Linked DNA regions of Homo sapiens: all the other regions are linked to region 2. The links are chromatin loops, found by intact Hi-C in ENCODE. Cell type or tissue: IMR-90. All regions are shown on one strand. Each heading gives the region's core, and the rest is flanking DNA. Links, peaks and the distances in the headings are about the cores only.

What was found. Hi-C counts contacts between places; a loop is a spot of excess contacts. Peaks named below come from ENCODE experiments on the same cell type or tissue, not always from the same donor. Only the 100,000 strongest peaks of a DNase experiment are listed, where the experiment ranks them.
Region 1: it touches region 2 in a loop (2.8-fold over the local background); 2 of 110 quality-filtered maps call a loop at or near these places.
Region 3: a loop joins it to region 2, with 9 times the contacts of the local background. A loop is called at or near these places in 2 of 110 quality-filtered maps.

Annotation. Positions count from the first base shown.
Region 1 is chr6:169,068,118-169,074,028 of GRCh38, reverse strand. LOC102724357 (a long non-coding RNA gene) reads right to left here. Exons shown (of 2, transcript NR_134619.1): 2 at 4,605-4,840. Among named protein-coding and RNA genes, the nearest start is that of LINC01615, 92 kb to the left of the region's middle. RefSeq lists an enhancer at 3,016-4,215. In IMR-90, for the core only: a CTCF peak has its summit at 3,453; DNase peaks (open chromatin) are centred at 508 and 3,268; H3K27ac peaks cover 3,510 bases.
Region 2 is chr6:169,517,445-169,523,355 of GRCh38, reverse strand. The region is part of intron 25 of WDR27 (WD repeat domain 27); the gene reads left to right. Among named protein-coding and RNA genes, the nearest start is that of LINC02519, 130 kb to the right of the region's middle. In IMR-90, for the core only: a CTCF peak has its summit at 3,025 (motif pointing right); a DNase peak (open chromatin) is centred at 3,045.
Region 3 is chr6:168,154,654-168,160,564 of GRCh38, reverse strand. No RefSeq gene overlaps it. Among named protein-coding and RNA genes, the nearest start is that of FRMD1, 78 kb to the right of the region's middle. RefSeq lists enhancers at 1,920-2,918, 2,919-3,916, 3,917-4,916. In IMR-90, for the core only: no CTCF peak of the experiment used is centred there; DNase peaks (open chromatin) are centred at 2,824, 2,974 and 5,154.

The sequences.
Region 1 (5,911 bases), core at 376-5,375, 450 kb after region 2:
GACTCCATCTCAAAGAAACAAAACAAAACAAAACAAACTATTTTGGCCTTTAAAAATATACTTTATTTTTCTCTCTTATCAAAATGCTTACTTTCAAGAAATGGATCCCAGTTTACACTAGTAATTGTCCATGTCTTTGGAATACCTGCCTGTGCTCCTGGGAGGTTGAGCTATTTCCCCATTTTACACATATGGGAACTGAGGCTTCAAGGAGTGAAATAATTTTGCTAAGATGGAACTGTAATGAAAGCACCGAGGTTTGCAGCCGTAGGGGTCTCATTACACAGAGAAGGCCGTTCTCCTGCAATGCACTGTGTGTCATGGCTAAACTCTTTCACAGCCCCGAGTGGCTCTCTGGCATGAAGCTGGTCACATAGTTTTCTGAATTTGCAATGCAGTAATTATCTAGGGTCAAGATGAAGAATTCTGTAGGAGAGGCAGCTGGGATATCTTGGTGAATTCCCAAATACTTCTATAGCCACAGGGTATTTATGAAGACCCATGGTGATGGTCAGCATTCCTAGCAGGGGTTGGGAGCATTCCACTTGACCCCAGCCCTGCTGCTCCGTCCGTTCAACTGGGCTGCTCTGGGGCTGGTGCAGCCTCTCAGGATGTGGAGTCAGGAAACCCAGGAATCCCATTCCTTGCTCCAGGCCACCCAGAACATCAGGGTGGGGCTGGTGTAGGAGCTGCAGCCTCCTGTTGTTGGTCTTATCCAGATTCCAGGCTTCTCTAGCAGACATTCTAATGTAAAGTCATATTTTGGAAAGTGATTTCATCATCTGATTCCCAAGTTTTTCTCCAGAAAATTCTGCTTTTTCATCACTTCTCAAAGGCACACTTTTAAATAAAAACCATAAAGTGTTGGTTCATATTGTTTATTCTTGTGTACAAATCTGCTGTGTCAATAAGAATAAGGTACTTTTGAAATGTAGACACACTGTGGTCCTGATGCGTTTGGTTCAATTCGGGTGAGTGCGGCTCTCGGGATGCCCCCAGTTACAGCGCCAAGTGGGTCCTTAGCTCTGGCCTCTCCCTAGCTGTGATTCCCTGGTCAAAATTCGCTCCCTAATTCTCAGGAACAACTTCAAACTCCTGCCATTCTCTTCAAACCTTGGATTTCAGGTGAAGTCCCAGCCTCAGCCGGATCTGTCAAAGGGCACTGAAGTAGAAACTGCGTCTCGGGATATGTCCTGCCTTGAGGCGAGTGCAAGGGGCTTTTGCCCGGTCACTCCCAGGCCACAGACTCATCTGGGGCTTTGGATTCCTAAGCACTCCTCCCTCCCGATGGGACACCCTGTTCCACAGCCTCTGGATACTCTCATGAGGTCTGTGGTGTGGACCCCAAGCAGCAAACCCACAGACGCACGCTGTGCATGGAATCTAAGAGGATCTGGGCAGGACCCTGGGTGGTCCGGGGCTCCGGGGAGCAGAGGCCACACTGACATTAACTGGGTGAGGATTTTACAAGGAGGAATGCCTGTGCAAGGGAAACAATGTGGGAGAGTGGCCAGGCTGGGACTCGAGTTCTACCCCAGAGGAGGACAGAGAGAAAGGAGGCTGGGAGGATGCATCTTGGACCTCTTTGTAGACTGAGAGACTGCCACTGCTGCTGCAGAGCCCCAAGGCCAAAGCCAGCGGTCAGAGAAGCCCAGCGCCTCCCCAAGGACGGGCTCCGCTAAGCCTTCCTATCCACGTGAATGTTGCTGAGGAACAGCTCCCAGGCAGTGCAGCCTTCACACTAAGGCAGCAGTGGATTGCAGATGGTTGCAGCTGGCGTCCTGTGAAGACATATTCATTGCCGCGACATCAGACATCATAAACGTGCATATGAGCACCAAGGAAGCACACGGTGTTGTATTCATCCATTTTCACACTGCTGTAAGGAACTGCCTGAAACTGGGTCATTTATAGAGGAAAGAGGTTTAATTGACTCACAGTTCAGCATGGCTGGGGAGGCCTCAGGAAACTTACAATCATGGAGGAAGGTGAAGGAGAAGCAAATACCTTCGTCACAAGGCAGCAGGAGAGAGAGAGAACCAAGAACCAAGTGAGGAGCGCCACCTTTAAACCATCAGCTCTCATGAGACTTCCTCACTATCACAACAGCCTGGGGGAAACCGCACCCACGATCCAATCACCTCCTACCAGGTCCCACCCTCGATACATGGGGATCACAATTTGAGATGAGATTTGGGTGGGGACACAGAGCCAAGCCATATCAAGTATGTTCACAGAAGTCTTATTCATTATGACCTCAAACTGAGAACACATCAAATGTCTATCAGCAGTAGCATGTATCAATAAGTAACGGTGTCTCTTTTTACAATGAGTTACTTTACAGGAATGGCATCTTCTCTACTGCATAGGACATGGATGAATGCCACAAACATCATGCAGACTAGAAGGGGTCAGACGCAAAAGACCATGTGTCACGTGACACCACGTGTGCTCAGCTTTGAAACAGACAGAGCCGCTTTGCAGCGTTGGCCCTCAGATTAGGGGTCACCTTCTGGAAGGAAGGGAGGGAGGGTGAGGAGGGCAACAGAAGTCCTTCTGAGGTGTCAATAGTACTCTATTTGCGATTATTGTCAACATAGTTTTAATCTGTAAGCAACTTGCTTAAATGTTGACAGTTATTTTGTGTGCATGTGTGTATGTTAACTATAAACCCAGCTCCCTGGTTTATAACATTTGATATGAATGGTTCCTTAATGCAGAATCAAAAACACAGGTAGGTGCACAGTCCTTGTGCATGAAAATAATTGCTACAACCATGTATTAATACGTGGGGCACAAAAAATCATGGAACCTATCTTTTTTTTTGGTTAACAGTATAAAGAATGTTATCACTCACAGTGCTATTGACTCAGTCCAGGCACTGAACTGGACACCAGGCGCTCTGAGAACAAATTGCTTGGATATTCCTAGGCTTGTTTATTTTGACATCAGTTAAAAGTAATATTGTGAAGAAGGATGGAAATAGATGTTGAAATGCTATCTGGCAGGGCAATGATTCCAATGCTTAGCACGAGGTCTGTGGTCGGTCCAGCTTGAATTCCTTTTCTCAAGATAGGTCACCTCGGATTCTCTAAGAAATGTGCACAATGCTTAAATAAAATGCCATTTTTGTCAAACTGTGTAGACACACAAAACTCAAACAGAAAATTGGCACCACAGTCCCACTTTCTGTCGTAAAACCATCTTCTCCCTCAGGCTGATTCATTCGGTCATAACCCAGCAGCCCATGAGTCTCTAAGCACCTACTGTTGGTGGAGCCTGAAGCTGTATCATGCGCCTCGAGGGGCTGACTCACAGCCCAGGGCTCAGCCGTTCACAGCGACCTCAGCGTGACTCACGCTCAGGACCCAGGTCCTGTCCAAAGTTATTAAAGCTGCACTCAGGCCCTCTGTGCCTCTGACTATCGCGTTCCTTCACAATTATTAGCAGAGAACCCCTCCTGGTGAGAGCAGGCTGAAATATCTGAAATTCATTTTCTTTTAAGGGACTCCAGTTTGGCACATAAATTTCCCCTCTTTGCTCTCCCCAGAAAACACACTGTGAATCTGGCATTTCTTTTTCATCATGCTAAGAACACATGGGAACGTCATAGTTTTAATTTACTGTATTGCATGTATTTAAGGTGTGTGACACGCTGTTTGGATCCAGTGATCTGGTCATGCACACTCATAGGGAAGCAAGGACTACAGTCAAGCCAATTAATGCGGACATCATTTCACACAGTTGCTGTGTGTGTGCGGGCATGGTAAGTGTATCAGTCAGGGTTCTCTAGAGGTACAGAGCTAATGCAATAGATGTATATGTAAAAGAGGAGTTTATTAAGTATTAACTCACCCAATCACAGGGTCCCACAATAGGCGGTCTGCAGGCTGAGGAGCAAGGAGAGCCAGGCCAAGTTCCAAAAATGAAGAATTTGGATTCTGATGTTCAAGGGCAAGAAGCATCCAGCACAGGAGAAAGATGTAGGCTGGGAGGCTAGGCCAGCCTCTCGTTTCAAGTTTTTCTGCCTGCTTTATATTCACTGGCAGCTGATTAGATGGTGCCCACTCAGATTAAGGGTGGGTCTGCCTTTCCCAGACAACTGACTCAAATGTGGATCTCCCTTGGCAACACCCTCACAGACAAACCCAGGATCAATACTTTGTATCCTTCAATCCAATCAAGTTGACACTCAGTATTAACCATCACAGTAAGGTAACCTAAAATTTACTCTCTTGGCAAATTACCAGTGTAAGGAGCAGGAATGAACACCTGGGAAATGGGAGGTTGTAGGTCAAACAGTACAGTTTCAGCTTTGTAGGATAAGTCTAGAGATCTAATGTAGAGCAGAGAAAACACATATGTGTTAAGGGTTTCAAGGAGAACGCTAGGAGCTCCCAGAAAGCCAGAGGTTTGTCTCTTTGGCCACCCACTCATGCAAGACGCATCCCCTGCTCTTGTTGTCAAGGTGACGCTGACGCAGATGGACATTGGAGTAATGAGGTCAGAAGCATAGCCTCAAACTAAAGAATGCAATCAACCAGCCAAAAGGCAAGAATTACCTTAAAATAACATAACAATCACAATAAGAAGCATGGCCGTTCTAAGGATATTCCTCGGAGCAAGCATGTTTAATGGAGCTTCATTCTAAACATTGCCCGAAATGAGAACACGAGTTCTCACCAATAGTGAACAGTAAGTCATGTGTGTGTAATTCTTGCCTATAATGCCAGCAGTCAAATCTGAAGCTTCCTGAATACTTCCTTTGGTTTCCTTGCTCCAGGTTCCTCCGGGTTAGTGGAAGCCAAAATGGGTGGCCTCATCCTGGAGATGTATTCACCTACACAAGCGAACACAAATAGTATTTCACTTCCTATCAGTTTCTGCACGGTCCTCTGAGAACTACCAGACAATGGGCAGTAGCTCAGTGGATACACAATCCACTCAGGACTTCCAGATCACTTAAAAACTGGGGCCCGGTAACAAGGAAGTCTGAATTAGCCCTATTTTCCAGTGTTAACACACCACCCTCACGCAAATGCTAGGTGCACATCAAAAAGATACCCTTGATTTTTAAAAATGACTTATCCGTGTAAGTGATAAAAATGAGAAGTCAATGGACTATGGTGTAACTATTTTTAAACCCTTTGCCTGTCTCATGTGCAAAAGCCAATTCAGATAAAAAAGTATGGAATTTAGTCAAAAATAATGTCTGGCGGCCATGGATGGCAGAAGCCGTTTTAGAGGCTGGGACCCTGGACGCCTGAACATGGAGGCTTTGACGTCTCCCCGTACCACCAGCCTCTGCCAAGAGTTGTCTTTGGAGGACAACCTCACTCAAGATAATCTTTCCTTTCTCTTCTGAATCTGGTTTTGTACTTTTTTGGTTTTCCCTCTCAGCTTCCCTCAAAGAACATGGTGATTTTTCTAGATTTATCTAGGGAAGAAAAACAGCAGATTTAAATAGCCATTGTAGCAGCAATGCCATTTTGGCTGCGTTTATGACAAGCAAGTGATCCGTGGTGCTGTTTACTTGGTCTGACATTTTGGTTCTTTGGTGAAAGTGTCTTATAAAATGGGGGTTGGAACTGCCTGAGTCAGTGGACAAAGGAAATCAGATTTATAGGGAGGTGAAAATGAGCCTTCTGAAGTTAGCCTCGTGAGTAGGTTTTGCGTAGATACCTACAGATTATGCTGAAACAATACAAACTTTTTTTTTTTTTACTTACCAAGGTAGAAGACAGGTCTTAAGTATTTTGCAAAATCAATTCAGAATATCATTGTAGGATAAAAATATAAGTAATTATGTTAATTTTGTGTAGGAAATGAGCTTTTAATGAAAGAACAGAAATCTCATATGTGAACCAAATTGAGCAAAGGAATCTGTTTCTGTATTTCTATATTCTAATGT
Region 2 (5,911 bases), core at 676-5,675:
TGATAGAATTCAGCAGTGAAGTCAACAGATTGTGGGCTTTTCTTTAATGGAATACTTTTTATTACAGCTTTGATCTCATTACTCATTACTGGTTTATTGAAGTTTTCTATTTCTTCATGGTTCAGTCTTGATAAATTGCATGTGTCCAGAAATTTATCCGTTTCTTCTAGATTTTTCAATTTGTTGGCATATCATTGTTCATAATAGTCTCTAATGAGTCTTTGTATTTCTGTGGTCCCAGTTGTTATGTTTTCTTTTGTGTTTCTGATACTGTTTATTTGGATTCTCTCTCTATTTTTCTTAGTCTAGCCAAATGTTTGTCAGTAAAACCAACTTTTCATTTTGTTGATTTTCTTTATTGCTTTTTAAATCTCATTCATTTATTTTTCCTCTGATCTTTATTATTTTCCTTCTACTAATTTTGGGTTTGGTTTATTCTTTCTTTCCTCTTTCTTTGAGGAACATTGTTAGGTGGTTTATTTGAAGCCTTTCTACTTTTTTGAATTATGAAGAAAGTTTATTCCTATAAACTTCCCTCTTAGTACTATTTTTGCTATATCCATAGATTTTGGTATATTACATTTTATTTTTTTAAGATATTTTTAAATTTTCTTCTTAATTTATTCATTGATCCATTGGTCATTTAGAGGCATGTTGTTTGATTTTCATGTGTTTGTGTATTTTCCAAGGTTTCTCTTGTTATTGATATCTAGTTTTATTTCATTGTGGTCAAAAAAGATACTTGATATGATTTCTAATTTTTGAATTTGTTGATACTTGTTTTGTGTTCTATGATATGATCTGTTCTGTAGAATGTTCCATGTGCTGATGAAAGGAGTATGTATTCTGCAGCAACTGCGTGAAATGTTCTGTAAATGACATTTAGGCCTATTTGGTCAAGGGTGTAGCTTAACTCCAATATTTGTTGATTTTCTGTATGGATGATCTGTTCATTACTGAAAATGGGGTATTGAAGTTCCCTGTTATTATTACATTACAATCTATCTCTCCCTTTAGATTTATTAATGTTTATATACTTGGGAGCTATGGTGTTGGGTGCGTAGATATTTATGATTTTATATCTTCTTGCTGAATTGACCCCTTTATCATTATATAGTGTTTTTGTCTCTTTTTACAGTCTTTGATTTGTAGTCTATTATCTGATATAAGTATAGCTACTCTTGACCTTTTTTGGTTGCTAGTTATATGGAATATCTTTTTCCACCCCTTCACTTTCAGTCTGTGTGTCTTTATAGAGGAAGTGAATTTCCTGTGGGCAGCATATAGTTGGGTCATGTTTCTTTATTCATTCAGCCACTCTATGCCTTTTAATTGGAGAATTTAGTCCATTTACATTCAGTGTTATTGTTGATAAGTGAAGACTTACAATGGCCATTTTTTGCTTGTTTTCTGGTTGTTTTGTAACCCCTCTCTTTGCTTGTTTTCTGGTTGTTTTGTAACCCCTCTCTTCTTTTTTTCTTTCTGTCTTCCTTTGTGTTTAAGTGATTTCCTCTGGTAGTATGTTTTAATTTGTTGCTTTTAATTTTTTGTCACTCTTTTATAGGTTTTTGCATTGTGGTTACTATGAGGCTTACAAAACACATAGATATAATAAGTTATTTTAAATAAATGACAACTTAGATCACAAAGAAAAAATAGAAACAAAGAAAAAAATACTCTACATTTTAAGCTCCATCTATTTTGACTTTTAGTAGTCTCAATTTACATATTTTTTACGTTACCTGTTTCTTAAAAGGCCGCTGTAGCTATTATTGTTTTTGAAATATTTGTCTTTTGGGCTTCATACTATTGTTATGAGTGGACTGAACACCACAATTATAGTAGTAGAGCATTTTGGGTTTGTCTAATGCACTAAATTGTATCAGTGGGTTTAATACCTTGAAATGCTTTCTTCTTGCATGTTAAGTGTTTTTTATTTTTTTCTTTAGATTGAAGACCTTTCTTTAGCATTTCTTATAGACAGGTCTCCTGGTGGTGAATTATCTCAGCTTTTGTTTATCTGGGAAAGACCTTGTCTCTTCTTCATATTCGAAAGATAGCTTTATGGAGACAATATTCTTGGATATAAGTTATTTTTTTTTTCTTTCAGCACTTTGAAAATGTCATCCTACTCACTCCTGGCATGTACAGTTTCCACTGAGAAGTCTGTTGCCAGATGAATCGGATCTCCTTTACATTTTATTTACTTTTCTCTTGCTGCTTTTAGGATTATCTCTCTTTCCTTGAGGTTTAAGAGTTTGATTATTATGTGCCTTTTGGTAGCTTTATTTGAGTGAAATCGGTTTGATGTTCTCTGACCTTCCCTTACCTGGATATTTATCTCTTTCTCAAAGTTTGGCAAGTTTTCTGTTAATATGTCTTTGAATAAGCTTTCTACCTCCTTGTTCTTGTTCAACTTGTTCAACTTGAACACTAATAATTCTTAGATTTTATCTTTTGAGGTAGTTTTCCATGTCTTATAGGCATTCTTCATTGCTTTTCATTTTTTTCCTTTTTTTCTCTTTCTGTATTTCAGGTAACCTGTCTTTGAACTCACTGATTCTTTCCTCTGCTTGATCCATTCTACTGTTGAGAGCCTCTCATGATTTTTTTCAGTTCAGCAAATGTATTTCTCAGTTCCAAGATTTTCTCTTTAATCGCTTTGTTAATTTTTTCTGATAAATTTCTGAATTGCTTTTCTGTGTTACCTTGAAGATCACCAAGTTTCCTTAAAACTGCTACTTTGCATTCTTGGTGAGAGAGTTCACATTATCATCATCTTGTGAGAGTCAGTCACTGGTTCCCAGCTTTGTATGTTTGAGGTAGTCATGGTTCCCTGTTTGCTGTTGTTTCGTGTGCATGTACATCTGTGTCTTTGTATTGAAGTATTATTTATTCCAGTATTCTCTATCTGGTTTGTTTTGATTTTTTATCAGATATGTTTACTAAAAAATTCTTTGTAATTTACTTTTCAATTTTCTTTTTGTTAAAAACAATCTGCTATGTTGCTGCCTCCTTTTTGGCACTAGATGGTGCCTTAAGCTCAGGTTTGCCTCAGTTCTAGTAAATAATCAGAGTACCACTTATCCTGAACAGGAGAAATGCCAAAGGGATATTCCAGCAGTGTGGGAAGCTGGCTATGGGTTCATGCCCTGGGGAGTAATGGAATAAACCTCCTACAGTGTGGTGATGCTGAGCAGCCACTCCGATTTGGTATCTCTTTTTGTCAAGCTACAGAGAAAAATTTCTAGGGTGGGATGGTAGTCCCACTTCCCCCTTTTGTCTCTGGCTCTTCATAGGGATATTTTTCTTTTCGGGCACTCCTGATGCTTCCCAGGGGTTTAGGGAGGGAGAGGTCTCCTGTCAAGTAGTTCAAGATGGTGGGGAAGCTGGTCGTCCACCTCAATCTCACTTTTTTGTGTGTGTAGAAACCATGAGTTGGGGGGAGATTTTCCATGTACTTCATGTCAAGAAGATGGGGGAAAACCATCACAGATGAGGAAGTCCAGTTCTCTCACTGTTGTCTCAGAGTTTTTTCACTTCTCTGTGGCCCCAAGAACTATCTCATCTTCATATTTGAGTTCTGAGATGTTGATGGGGATAATATTGGTGTGTATATTTATTTTTGTTTTTGTTGGTTGGGGGGTGATATAGTTTGGATATTCCCACCACCCAAATCTCATGTTGAAATGTAATCCCCCACATTGGAGGGAGGGCCTGGTGGGAGGTGTGTGGGTCATGAGGGCAGATCTCTCATGGCTTGGTGCTCTCCTTACAATAGTGGGTGAGTTCTTATGAGATCTGGTTGTTTAAGTATATGGCACCTTCCCACCCCCCATTCTCTCTTGTACCTGTTCTGCCACATAATGTGCCAGCTCCTGCTTTGCCTTCTGCCATGAATTAAAGCTCCCTGAGTCCTCCTCAGGAGCCAAGAAAATGATAGTGCCATGCTTCCTGTATATCCTGCAGAATTGTGAGCCAATTAAACCTCTTTTCTTAATAAATTGCCAAGTCTCATGTATTTCTTTTTAGCAATACAAGAATGAACTAACACAGAAAATTGGTACTGAAGAGTGGGATATTGCTGTGAAGATATCTGAAAATGTGGAAGGGACTTTGGAACTGGGTAACAGGCAGAGCTTGGAAGAGTTTGGAGAGCTCAGAAGAAAACAGAAAGATAAGGGAAAATCTGGAACTTCTTAGAGACTGGTTAAATGGTTATGACCAAAATGTTGATAGTGCTATGGACAGTGAAGGCTGATGAAGTCTCAGATGGAAATGAGGAACTTATGGAGAACTGGAGCAAAGGTCACCCTTGTTATGCCCTAGCAAAGAAGTTGGCTGCATTCTGTTTGTGCCCTAGGGACTTGTGGAAATTTGAACTTCAGAGTGACAACCTAGGGTATCTGGTAAAGGAAATTTCTAAGCAACAAAGTGTTCAAGATGTGGCCTGGCTGCTTCTAACAGGCTTTGGTCAGATGCGGGAGCAGAGAAATGACTTAAAGTTGGAATTTGTATTGGAACAAGAAACAGAGCATATAAGTTTGGAAAATTTGCAGCCTGGCCATGTGGCAGAGAAAGAAAAAGCATTTTCAGGGGAGGAATTCAAGCAGGTTGCTGAGCAACCACTTCCTAGAGAAACTTGCATAACTAAAAGACAGCCAAGACAATGGGAAAAAGGCCTCAAAGGCATTTCAGAGATCTAAGAGGCAGCCCCTCCTGTCATAGCCCCAGAAGCCTAGGAGAGAAGAATGATTCCATGGGCTAGGCCCAGAGCCCCACTGCCCTGTGCAGTCTTGGAACAGTGCTGCCTGCATCTAGGCCATTCTAGCTCCAGCCACAGCTCAAAGGACCCCAGGTACAGTTTGTGCTGTCACTTAAGAGGGCACAAGCCATAAGCCTTGGTGGCTTCCATGTGGCATTAAGCCTGTAGGAATGCAGAGTGCAAGAGTGAAGGAGGCTTGGCCTAGATTTCAGAAGATATATGAAAAAGGCTGGATGCCAGGCAGAAGCCTGCTGCAGGGGCAGAGTCCCCATGTAGAACCTCTACTAGGGCAGTTCAGAGGGGAAATTCAGGGTTGCTAGACCCACACAGAGTCCCCAAGAGGGCTCTGCTTAGTGGAGCTGTGGGAATGGGGTGCTGCCCTCTAGACCCCAGAATGGTAGATCACTGGCAGCTTGCACCCTGTGCCTAGAAAAGCTGCAGGTACTCAGTTCTAACCTGTGAGAGCAGCCATTGGGTCTGAAGCCTGCAAACCCATAGGGGCAGAACTTCCCAAGGCCTTGGTCACCCACTTCTTGCAGTAGTGTTCCCAGCATGTGGGACATAAAGGAAAAGATGATTATTTTGGAACTTTAAGATTTAATGACTGCCTTGCTGGGTTTCAAAGTTGCAACAAACTTCAAGTAGGATAAACTCTGTTATCTGTACCTAGACACATCATAAGCAATGTGCCAAAAGACAGAGAGACAATTTTTGAAAGCAGCAAGACATAAGTGGTTTATCACATGCAAGCAATCTTGAACAAGATTATCAGTTGATTTCTCATTAGAAACCATGGTGTCTAAAAGGCAATGAGGTCCAATACTGAAAAATAAAAAGTTCAACCAATCATTCTATATCCAGCAAAATGATCCTTCAAAAATGTAGAAGAAATTAAGGCATTCCAATATAAACAAAAATTAAGAGGGTCCATTGTTGCCAGAACTTCCCTATAACCAATGCCATAGGGAGTCTTTTGAGTTGAATAGAAAATAACTCAAACCCACATGAAGAAAGGTAACTAAATAGGTAAATATAAAAGATAGCATAAATGTATTTTTGTTGTAACTTCTTTTAGTTTTTTAATCTTTTATTATACAGGTGCAAAAAGCAATAACTATAAACAATAGTTATAGACTCTCAGTTCCA
Region 3 (5,911 bases), core at 376-5,375, 1.4 Mb after region 2:
TCCCACCACTACAGTTTCCTTTTTATGCATTCACAAGGATGACATCTGACAATCTGGGCCCGAATTAGCCCTTACTCCTTCTGTAAGAAAAAATGTAAAAAGTCTAAATGGTAAGAAAGATTTGACTCGATTTAATTGGCACCATTTTTTGTAATGAAATAGGAAATTGTGGTGTCCATCTCCCCATCGATGGCTCTTAGCTGCGGTCATATGTAGGACTCACTCCAATTATCAAAGTAATTGGGGCTGAGGAAGAAAAGACTCCTCCTTCAGAGCTTTCAAACTGCATTACTTTAATTGAATATTCTCCTTTAGTCCAGGAAAGGGGGCATGATAAAAATAACAAATGTATCAGAGAGGAAGAAAATTGAAGAGATTGAACAAAAGAAGGCCGAGGGGAAAAATGCATTTTCCTATAATAACAACCAAGACTAACATTAATACAGCCCTCTAAGGAAGGCACTATTACCCTCCTCATTTTATAGATAGGGAAACTGAGGCACAGAGGAAGTAAGCCATTTGCATAAAGTCCCAGGTCCGAACGAGATTGGTGTCACACACAGGCTGCCTAGAGCCAGTGCTCCCAACCCCAGGAGTTCACCCCAAATGGCCCAGAAGAAAGTGTTCTTCCCCACACCACTGGCTTTGTCCTGGAGGAGCCCCTGAGCTCACCTCAGTGGAGGTGAGCATTTGGAAACTCACCTGCTAATGGAGCTTCCAAATCAATATTCAACCAATTCAATCAATATTTGTTACAGGAGAAAGCGGAGCGAAGCTTGCAATTGTCTCTCTGTTGTGTACCAGATGCTCTCCTGACACTCCGTGCAGGCCTCACAGCCACTGTGGAGCAGATGCTGTTTGCTCTCTTTGTGTATAAACAGACTGGAGAGTTTAAATGGCCCAAATTTACAGAGGCACTGAGTGGCGGAGCTGGAATTTAAACTTAAATCCATCTTGGCAAAGCCCAGATCTTTACATCACATCAGTGGTCTTCAGCCGGGGTCTTCAAACATAGCACTCAGAGTGATGAGTGAGAAGATAATCACGTGGCCGTGCGTGGTGGCTTACACCTGTAATCTCAGCGCTTTGGGAGGCTGAGGCAGGTGGATCACCTGAGGTCAGGAGTTCAAGACCAGCCTGACCAACATGGTGAAACCCCATCTCTACTGAAAATACAAAATCAGTCAGGCATGGTGGCACATGCCTGTAGTCCCAGCTAATCGGGTGGCTGAGGCAGGAGAATGGTTTGAACCCGGGAGGCGGAGGCTGCAGTGAGCCAAGATTGCACCACTGTACTCCAGCCTGGGTGATACAGTGAGACTCCATCTCAAAAAGAAAGAAGATAATCACGTGTGTGTGCGCGGGTGTGTGTGCATGTGTGCCTGTGTGTGCGTGTGCATATGTGCTTTGTGTGTGTGCGTGTGTGTGCATTGTGTGTGCACACATGTGCGTGTGTGTGTGTGCGTGCATGTGTGTGAGAGTGCGTGTGTGTGTGTGTTCACTTCACTGGTAGTTTTTTTAAATTAGTGATTATAAAGATGAAACTTTTGATGTAAACATTTACAGTTGAAAGACATTTTAATAGACTGGCTTTTTAAAGTCAGTGTTAAATTTTTTTTTAAGTCAGTGTTTGTCAACATTGAACCCATTTTAAGCGGATTCTTACATGACTCAGCTTTGAGACTCCAGGCACCATTGCACCTGCCCCACGTGCTGAGGGCTGGCATTCAAAGACTTCTTCGAGTGTTTGTGCAGCCAGCCCCACCATGCCAGGGAGAAGACAGACACGGTGAGCATTTCCGGAGCTCCACCTCTTCGCCTTGTGGGAACACTTCATTTGGAGAATCAATAAAATCCAGCATTTTGCACCTACTTCCTTTACCAAGCCCATGCTCCGGCAATGATAGGAGAGGGTTAGCTGCTTTTGTAGAAAACTGTTTGCTTAATCAAAAACAAAAAACAACTAGATTACTAAATCACTTCGCGTCTTGCTGGGCGGCAGAATCTGTCACGGCAACGCCAATTGATTTTTTCCAGAGGGCAGATGTGTCCATTTCAGAAGCGCTGGGATTTGGTTTTGTCGCTTTCCTCTGCCCTGTGGGGGCTGTTGCTTTAGCTGCAGAAGCTGGAAGCGGGTCTAACCCATCCCTGTGGTCACGTAGCAGTCTGTGGAGTCTTGGCTCCGTGGGACCCTCTGCTTGGCGACACCTTCCTGCTTGAGGGAAGATGACCAAATTAGGAGCAGCTGCTTCCACTTCCAATATAACAATGTAGGAACATGTTCAGCCCACTGTGTTTCACGGGCTTGCAAATATCTGCCTTTGTTAAAGGAGACAGAGGGGGTCAGCCCCCTAGTGAAGTGATGTTACAGTGATGAGCTTTATGCAGTTTAACCAAATGGAAGGATGACTGGGTGAAGTATGTTGACTTAGAAATCAAACAGTTTCTCCAGGTTTACCAAGGCTCCTGAAAATGTGAGTGTTTAGCAACCATAGACATCTTTTCTCCAAAACGCCTACTTCACTGCCTTTAAAGGAGACCTCTCTTTTGAAGTCTCTGCAGCTTTTATTCTAGGTCGTCATGTAACACTGTTGGCGAGCCCTCAGGCAGGTGGGTAGGTCCTGCCTTGAATACCAGAGCTGAGCTCTGGGAGCCGGGGCAGGGGGGACCCTGGGCCCTTCTCTGGGGGAGTGGAGAGCGGCAGCCCGTGCTGTGCTGGCTATGCACTAGTCAGCACAAACCCATAAATGAGAGATTAGCCATCTGACAGCAAAGCTGAAGAATAAATCTCTGGTGTTTACAAGGACGTTTTAGAACAGTGAGTAATGCAGAAGTGTCTGCTCCTCTGAGTCAGGAAGACTGACCCGCAGGGAGCCACAGCTTACAGACACGAAAGCAAAGGACCGTTGGCAAGCACGGATCAATACTACTGCTGGGTGGGCGGCTCGTCCCCAGGTTATTTTTTTTTTTTGGCAATGCCTGGCAAGAGCTTAAAGCAGTCAGAAGAGAAGATGGCCTCATCTCTGTAAGTGCCAGAAAAAGTGCGTCAAATGAGTCAAGTTTAAAATCACACCTAAGGTATGTTTCAGGAAGTGACTGTTGTGCTTTGTAGGATGTTAGCCTCCTCTCGGTCTTCTAAACCCTTCCTCACCAGGCCACACTCCAGCTGTATGAGCTGCAGTCAGACCTCATTTTAGCCTGGGAATGAGAGGGCTGCCAGACGCTCTGATAACCTCCACCTGCCAGGGGCCACCGAAACGTGGAAATGTGGCTACTAATTCAGGATGTTTTCAGTAATTTGAGTCTGGCTTATCCTACTGTACAACATTTCCCCCTGGAACTGCCATTTTACACTGAAAAGGCTGAGGCTTAACATGGAAATGACTATGGAATTCATACCTGAAGAGAGTAGTGTATCTGAAAGTAAAGCCCAGGACTCCTGAGGGACAACATTTTCCTGGAACTCATCTCATCTGGGCGGATTCCTGGGCACTGATGCTGTTGGAGGGTGGATAAATCTCCATGACGGTGCTTCGGGATTGACAGTGATGTATGTGTTGTTAGGCCCGAGGGCTCTCTGTGCACATGGCTTAGAACATCTGGACGGTACATGCATCAAGCATCTGGGCTTCTGAGCAAGGCATACCTCCTGGTCACAAGGTGGCTGCAGCCTGCTGACCACCATGTCGGCAGCCACCCTTCCCCATCACCTTTGCCACTGCCCCGCCCTGTGCCCGTGGCCTTGCTTTTCCTCTGCCCGGGATGTCCTTTAATGCAATTGCAGGTGCTGAATGTAGACGGGAATTGCTTCCCGAAATCTCGTGACTTCACTTTGCCAAAAGGAGACAGAGGTGGAGATTATAATATCACTTCTCTAGGGAGGCTGAACCCTCTGCCTCCTCCTATAAGAAAGGCAGACATTTGCAAGCTCATGAAAGCTATTTAATTCATTTTGAGAAGTTGAATTGCTTCCTGAAGTCTCATGACTTTACTTTGCCAAAAGGCAACAGAGGTCGGCAAAAGATGAATCGTTTCTCTGTATTCAGCTGGGACAGGATGGAGGAGGAGTCCTGATTTGAAGCATTTGTCAACTTTCAGGGTGCAAATTTTTCTCTCATGACCACTTCAAGCTACCTTAACATCAGCCTCTCAAACTTCCTGAATGTTTAGCTGATAGGAGCCTGCTCCAGTGCACCTGACTTTGCACTGACCCAGGAACACAGTACTCAAAAGGCAGGATCCTCCACCTGCCAGCTGCCATGGACGGCTCCTACGAGGCAAGAACTGCAACACAGCGTGTGCACCAGGGGGATGCGAGATGCAGCAACACAGGGTGTGCACCGGGGGGATGCGAGATGCAGCAACGCAGCGTGTGCACCGGGGGATGGGAGATGCAGCAACACAGCGTGTGCACCGGGGGATGTGAGATGCAGCAACACAGCGTGTGCACCGGGGGTTGGGAGATGCAGCAACACAGCGTGTGCACCGGGGGGATGGGAGATGCAGCCTGGGTGGAGCCCGGGAACCCAGGACAGAGTCCAGAGATCGGTCTCGCCACATGAGCATTTGATAAACAAAGTCACACTCGGCTTACCGTGCGCATGGGCTGTTTGACCAACACAATCAGTGTCCTGTTTTCCTGTGAATTATCATTGAATTCTGATGACATAATTATTTTACAATCTTTTTTGTTCTAAAAATGATATTCGTCTTCAAAGAAAGCAAAATGAGATCACAAAAACATAGAAAACGCCTTCTTTATGTTGAATATCACCAAATAAAAGGCGTGCTTGGCCCTTATTTTAAACCACAAGGAGTACATGTCCAAATACTGATGGATGTTTTCACTCTGCTATATGAATTCTTCAGGAGCCGACAATGAAATTAGATCACTCCACTTCATTTGAAACATCTTTCACAGACAGCAAAGCAAACACACTGATTGTTTTTTTTTCTTAATGGAATGTATAATGTGTTTTGTTAAAATCAATTGAAAACATCTATGTTCACAACATATAACAAGACAACATGTGTTCAAAACACATGGCAAGATGTCCTTCTTCCTGCAGTGGAGCTTCTAACCAGGCTTCTTACCAGACACCTGAGTGGGAAAAGACTTTGAGGATGAGAATGAGTCACTGTGACTCTCTGGTGAACTGTGCGAGGCTGGAAGAATGTTTGGGAGTCCTGGGATCCATCTCTTGCCCAAACGCTGAGTCATTGTGAGGCTCTGGAAAAGGGGGCACACATGCCCCCCTGTCTAGTTTCTCCATCTTCTGATGGGCCATGGTCATCTCTGTTCATGCAGGTTAAGGAGCGGAAGGTGGTGCGCTACAGAAAATCCCCAAAGCTCACTGAAACTGGAGGCCCCGCCACCCATGACTGTTGTCAGGGGCCTGGACAAGGGAAGCTACTAAGGTGAGGACACAGCCCACTCTGAGCCTGATTCCCAAAAGGGCTTGGCTTCTGTAGGACTTAATCATTGGAGGGAGTAACACAGTGGCAGCGATACCCCAGACCTGTGAGAAAGAAAAGAAAATGCCTCTGTCTGTGGCTTCCCCAACTTCCCACAGAGGTTGCAGTCATGCAGATGAACAGCTCAGCATGTCAGTACCCGCTTTGAAGAAATGGGAAGAGTTCTTGCATCTGAAAATCACCCAGTCCCCCAGTTACCATTGCACTGGCCCACCATGCAAACCCTGCAGTTACCATCAAACTGGCCTGCTATGAAAAATCCCCAGTTACCATCGCACTGGCCCGACATGCAAATCCCCCAGAAACCATCCAGCTGGCCTGCCATGCAAATCCCCCAGTGACCATGCACTGGCCGGCCATGCTGTCCCATCCTTCTGCCTTGTGCATGCCCACACTCGCCTGCTGTGACTTTTTCAGCCACAGGTGCTGCCCTGTG